2 separate regions of the Homo sapiens genome follow, and region 1 is linked to region 2. Evidence: read pairs that join two places in POLR2A ChIA-PET (ENCODE). Cell type or tissue: GM12878. All regions are shown on one strand. Links, peaks and the distances in the headings refer to the core of each region. The heading gives the core; the rest is flanking DNA.

Evidence for each region. Peaks named below come from ENCODE experiments on the same cell type or tissue, not always from the same donor. Only the 100,000 strongest peaks of a DNase experiment are listed, where the experiment ranks them.
Region 1: POLR2A ChIA-PET joins it to region 2 with 5 read pairs; 2 of 35 experiments call an interaction of 5 or more read pairs at or near these places.

The regions. Positions count from the first base shown.
Region 1 is chr3:169,580,698-169,583,615 of GRCh38, reverse strand. The region is part of intron 1 of MECOM (MDS1 and EVI1 complex locus); the gene reads left to right. Among named protein-coding and RNA genes, the nearest start is that of MECOM, 82 kb to the left of the region's middle. In GM12878, for the core only: no CTCF peak of the experiment used is centred there; a DNase peak (open chromatin) is centred at 1,705.
Region 2 is chr3:169,481,878-169,484,795 of GRCh38, reverse strand. The region is part of intron 1 of MECOM (MDS1 and EVI1 complex locus); the gene reads left to right. It also overlaps the pseudogene RPL22P1. Among named protein-coding and RNA genes, the nearest start is that of MECOM-AS1, 35 kb to the right of the region's middle. RefSeq lists an enhancer at 1,741-2,241. In GM12878, for the core only: no CTCF peak of the experiment used is centred there; no DNase peak of the experiment used is centred there.

The sequences.
Region 1 (2,918 bases), core at 286-2,785, 99 kb before region 2:
TTATGAACATTAATCCTTAGTTTGTGCTTTTTTAGAAGTAGTAAATATAGGAGTTTGGGTTGGCATGCACTAATCCAAGCATTTAAGTGGAGATTTGGAATGTGATGGGCAGTTCTACAGGAAGAGAAAGAGAGAGGGAGGGAAAGCGAGAGATAGAGGGGGAGAGAGAGGACAACATGTTTCACTTTGTTAGTTGTTTGGATTTCAGGTTTTTGGGAGTAGAATGTACAACCCCAACAGATGCAATGCGGTTAGTTTATGGAGTCTATGCATGTTTTATCCTGGATTTTCAGTGTTATCGAGGGATATAAGTAGAATTATTATTGATTTCTTTATGTATGAATGGTAGGTGAGAAATACTTCCTTGAAAGGCAGGCACAAAAGAGAGTATTACTACTCTGCCTGCTCATTCATTCATTTTAGCTACTCATGGTGTGCCAGGTACTTTGCTAGTACTTTGTAAAACAATCTTTTAATCCTTCATTTTGTGATTGAAGAAACTGAGGCTCAGTGAGATTAAGACAATTTCCCAAGGTCACAGAGCAACTGGAGCTGGTTCATTTCCAAACCTCTTGTACAATTTCCTCTGTGCCATGTAACCTTTCCTTTATTCATTTGTTCTATGTGTGTATATCTGTAAATCATTTGTATTTCTTTTTATTTAAGTTTGGGAACACATGATATTTCGTTTTGTCGTATATACCAGTAAGCAAAACAAAGTTCCAAATAGATGTGCTGAAACTGACAAATCATAAAGAAAACCCTAAGTGTTTAAATCATGAATAGTCAGTCCCACAGGAGGAAGGCTCTAGGAAGGAACTTGTACAATGTGCCTCCTCCTGGCTGCTGCTTCCTGACGCAGCTGGTCAAATGTAATTTCAGAAGTTTTGCTAAAACCTTCTCTGAAGGTGTTTTTAGCTACAGGTGAAAGGATGAAACATCAGGAACTTTGGCAGGGTTGTGCAGAGACAAAGGAAGGGAAGGATTGGCCCTAGTGTGTGAGCTGTGAGCTGCTATTAGCCCAGAGTTTTGTTTAGTGGATACTTAACCTGTGTGAGGATAAATAATACACAGTTTGACAGGATAAACTGAAGTCAACATGGTAGCTTCTTCTTTTAGGGTTCTCCCTTTAAAAATTTTCTTCTATTCCCCATTTTCTTTAACCACTCTGCGTTCATTTTCCCGTTTTTCCCCATCTCCCTCTTTTTCCTCCTGTTCCTGTCCTTTTGTGTTTTTGGACCCCAATCCATGTTGCCCTCTTTTTTATTTGTTTTATTTCTTCTTTCTACATTTATTCTCTTTTTTTCCTTTCTTTTATTTAGTCCTTTCCTTTCTCCCTCCCCCACAACCTCCTTATATTTCTTCTTCATCTACTCTCGCTTGATATTTTCTGCAAAGCGCTGCCTGGGCCCCTTGACCTCACAAGAAGCTCTCTGACGAAACGCTTAAGAAAAACAAGGTATTATGCATTATCCTACACATTCTGCAATCGCCCTAGCAATTTAGTAACTACAGTCCAATTTAAACCAGGCCTCAAGGCAACAAAAATTGCACCAAATGCCAACTAATTTACCAAACTTATAGAAGGAATATTTGGGAGTCTATTCCCTTCAACCCATCTGATTCATATTATTGACTCATTTAGAAAACAGAAAGTGAACAGAGACAAGTTTTTAAGGAGTTTGGTTTCATGCAAATGACTTGCAATTGCAGCCCATTATTTTTATACCACGACTTCATTAGTCATATCCCTGTCAGACCTGTGACCAGTGTCAAATGTTTTCAAAAAGCACACCAGGACAGGCATGGAACTCATCAGCCTGTGTCAAAGGTCGCTCTCATTAAGGAGTCAAAATGAAAACTTTCAGTGTCTCTAACACATCGCATAGCTCTCCCTGGTACTCCCACCCCCAGTCCTGAAATCCAGGGCCAGCTAAGCACCTCCAGCTCCCCAGACATTCAAATAAGATCAAGATGACAGGGCAAGAAAATGAATAGAGTTCTTACCCGGCTGGACCTCATAATCTGGTACTGATTGAAACAACCAGAAAGCTGTTTGCCAGGTCTTATAGCACCATTTCCTGAGGTTAAACATAACATCTCAAAATGAAGCAATTAGGGGTTTCTCCAAAACAAGAGTCTTCAGTAATTAAAAAAGAAAAAAAAAGGCAGAAAGCAAGAAAGAAGAAAATAAAGACTATCATGGTAGGAGCTGATTAGGCCCATTAGGTAGGGTTTGATGGTGGAGGAACTGCTTTTTTTTGCCACCTGGGAGGTCAACTTTTGATTATGGAAGCAGTAGGTAAAGAAGAACTTATCGATAATAGTGCTATAAAGATGGACATTAAGGAATCTGAAGATCAGAGATAAGAAGAAAACCATCTTTCCCAGGACTCATTTGGACAATATGGAATATCAGAGATTCGGTGCTCCTTTTCTTGTTTCATTTTGTTTTGAATCATTACTGCTTTTCTGAAGACCTGTTCACTATGTGAGCATAGCCTCTGTGTTATGATGCTATAAGGGATTTCCAAAGAGGTCTGAGTGATGGTTTCTTATTTTCCTTCAGAATCTTCTTCAAGCCACATTCTGGTGTTGGTGTTGGTGTTGGATTTGGGTTCCTAGGAGACTTGAAACATGGATTACATCCTGTCACCACAATATTTGGCTGGTTACAGTGGCTTTAAGATTGATGAACAGATATTTCCAGTATCACGTGGGGTAAATGTCAAGGAAGCCTCTAGTTGTCAATACGACATTTTGCAAAAACAAAACAAAACAAAACACAATTTAACAACAGGAAATCTCAAAATGTGATGACTCTATATTGATTTCTAGAGAACACACAATCTGCTCTTAAATTTACAAGTCATTTGGGGCAACTTGATTTAATTCTGTGGTAATGTCTATGACTTTTC
Region 2 (2,918 bases), core at 311-2,810:
GTTGATGAGCAATTTCTCTTAAGGAGTCTGCCTTCCAATGTTAGTGTGCCTTCATAGGAAATAAAAGTGCCATAATTTCATGTGAAACATCCATCTGTTGTTAATATTTAATTATTATTTCCATTATTAGCTGAGATGTCTCAATCCCTGAAAACTTTAATCAACTGCTCCTAAATTTACTGTGTAAAATAAATTTTCTTTAAAATTTCTTTGAGGTGTTTATATAAGTTAATAGCTAATTGCATTTTAAATCTTGAATGGAAAACTAGAATATTTATGATGTTTAAGTCATTAGAATTGGGCAGAGCATCTTTTTAAATGGAAAAGAATATTGGAAAGAAATAAATATCTTTTGCTGAAATTTATGGAAGTACACACTAATCAGCTGTGATATTTAAATTTTTTTCTCCCTAAGTTTGTTACCTTTTACCTTCCATATTTTTTATGTCTCTCAATTCTTCTAACCAATATTTTCTTTAGCCCTCTTCTTTATCTCCTCTTTCTTTCTTTTTTCTCTTTTGTTTCTTTTTAAAATTTCTCCTTCCTTTGTTCTTCATCCTTTCTTTCTGTTATAAACATTCACATATTTACAAAGCTCATCAATAAGTGCAAGCAGTAATGGGATTGGGCAAAGCAAAATGTTGAATTGTGAGATAAAAAGAATCACTTTTTGTTTACTAGAGAAATTGAAATATAACAGAATAACAATAGATTATTTTAAATGCCTGGTAGCTATAGGTTGTACTTTCCATTAGTTATATAAAACAATGGTTTTGGGGGCAAAAAAAAGAAGCAAGTTCTGAAGTTCACTCTTGATTGCACCCACCCTGTAGAATCATGGATGCTGCCAATTTTGAGCAGTTTTTGCAAGAAAGGATCAAAGTGAACGGAAAAGCTGGGAACCTTGGTGGAGGGGTGGTGACCATCGAAAGGAGCAAGAGCAAGATCACCGTGACATCCGAGGTGCCTTTCTCCAAAAGGTATTTGAAATATCTCACCAAAAAATATTTGAAGAAGAATAATCTACGTGACTGGTTGCGCGTAGTTGCTAACAGCAAAGAGAGTTACGAATTACGTTACTTCCAGATTAACCAGGACGAAGAAGAGGAGGAAGACGAGGATTAAATTTCATTTATCTGGAAAATTTTGTATGAGTTCTTGAATAAAACTTGGGAACCAAAATGGTGGTTTATCCTTGTATCTCTGCAGTGTGGATTGAACAGAAAATTGGAAATCATAGTCAAAGGGCTTCCCTTGGTTCGCCACTCATTTATTTGTAACTTGACTTCTTTTTTTTTCTGCTTAAAAATTTCAATTCTCGTGGTAATACCAGAGTAGAAGGAGAGGGTGACTTTACCGAACTGACAGCCATTGGGGAGGCAGATGCGGGTGTGGAGGTGTGGGCTGAAGGTAGTGACTGTTTGATTTTAAAAAGTGTGACTGTCAGTTGTATCTGTTGCTTTTCTCAATGATTCAGGGATACAAGTGGGCTTCTCTCATTCATTAAAAGAAAATGCGACATCTTTCTAAGATTCTCTGTGGGAAAATGACTGTCAATAAAATGCGGGTTTCTGGGCAAAAAAAAAAAAAAAATAAAAATAAAAATAAAACAATGGTTTTTCACTCCATGTATTTATTTAAACATAAATTGGTCTGCAGGACTGTGTTCTATATGTTAAGTTGTAGTTTTGGCTGCTAGTCGAGTATACCATGAATTAATAATCACCTGATACTGATTCGAGTTGAGGTGAATACCAAGATTTATTGACCCAAGTGGAAAATATGGACCAAAGTGAAACCTCTGTCAATATTTATTTACCTTTACAGGAACAATTAATCTTGATACTCCTTGAAACAAGAAGTCAATATATGTATTGTTATGTACTTTTGGAGACTTCCATTAGAAATATTGGCAAGTCCCTGCTTCGTGGCCATAGATTTAAAAGGCCTATCAATTTTAAATGTTTCGGTCATTGAGAGCTAAAACATGTAACATATCACAGTGTTATTCACCAGAAATAAAAAATCAAGAGTCTGCTCAGAGTAGGTTAATATGAGTTCCTTTCTTCAGTCCAGCTGATGGTTTTTAGTAAGATGAACTGCCAAGGAGACAATGAGCACTGACTTCTCGATGCATGACTTCATCTTGTTAGAAGGTGGGTTGCCGGGCGCGGTGGCTCACGCCCGTAATCCCAGCACTTTGGGAGGCCGAGGCGGGCGGATCACGAGGTCAGGAGATCGAGACCATTCTGGCTAACACGGTGACACCCCGTCTCTACTAAATATACAAAAAATTAGCCGGGCGTGGTGGCGGGCGCCTGTACAGGTCCCAGCTACTCGGGAGGCTGAGGCAGGAGAATGGCTTGAACCCGGAAGGTGGAGCTTACAGTGAGCCCGGATTGCACCGCTGCATTCCAGCCTGGGCCACAGAGCGAGACTCCGTCTCAAAAAAAAAAAAAAAAAAAAAGAACGTGGGTTAAGCTCCCCTGTAACAGAGCTCTGCAGTGCTCCTCCCCATGGTGAATGACACAGGCGAGTACACGCCCCAGTGTGTCTTAGTTTCATCATGAGAACTTTGTAAGCAGCCTGTAAGGGAAGTACAGACTGTGAGATTTAGACCCCTTTTTTTTAGTTGCTTTTTTTTTCTCTAATAAGATCGTGGTGGAGGTAAAAGAAACTGTTATTTCACAGTGACTGGAAATGTAATGAAGTACTTGATATCTATGCATGAAGTGTTAGAGTTGAATTTTTAAGGAGAGAGATAGCATATTCCCTCCAGTCTATAAATTCCTGATTCAGAACATGATCTCAAGAGTTGTACTTTACATTTCTCTTCCCACCACCAAACAATAACAAAAAGAAGAAACAAATGAAAACTATCAGTGCCCAGTGGGAATTCCAGTTGGGGCAGATCTTTG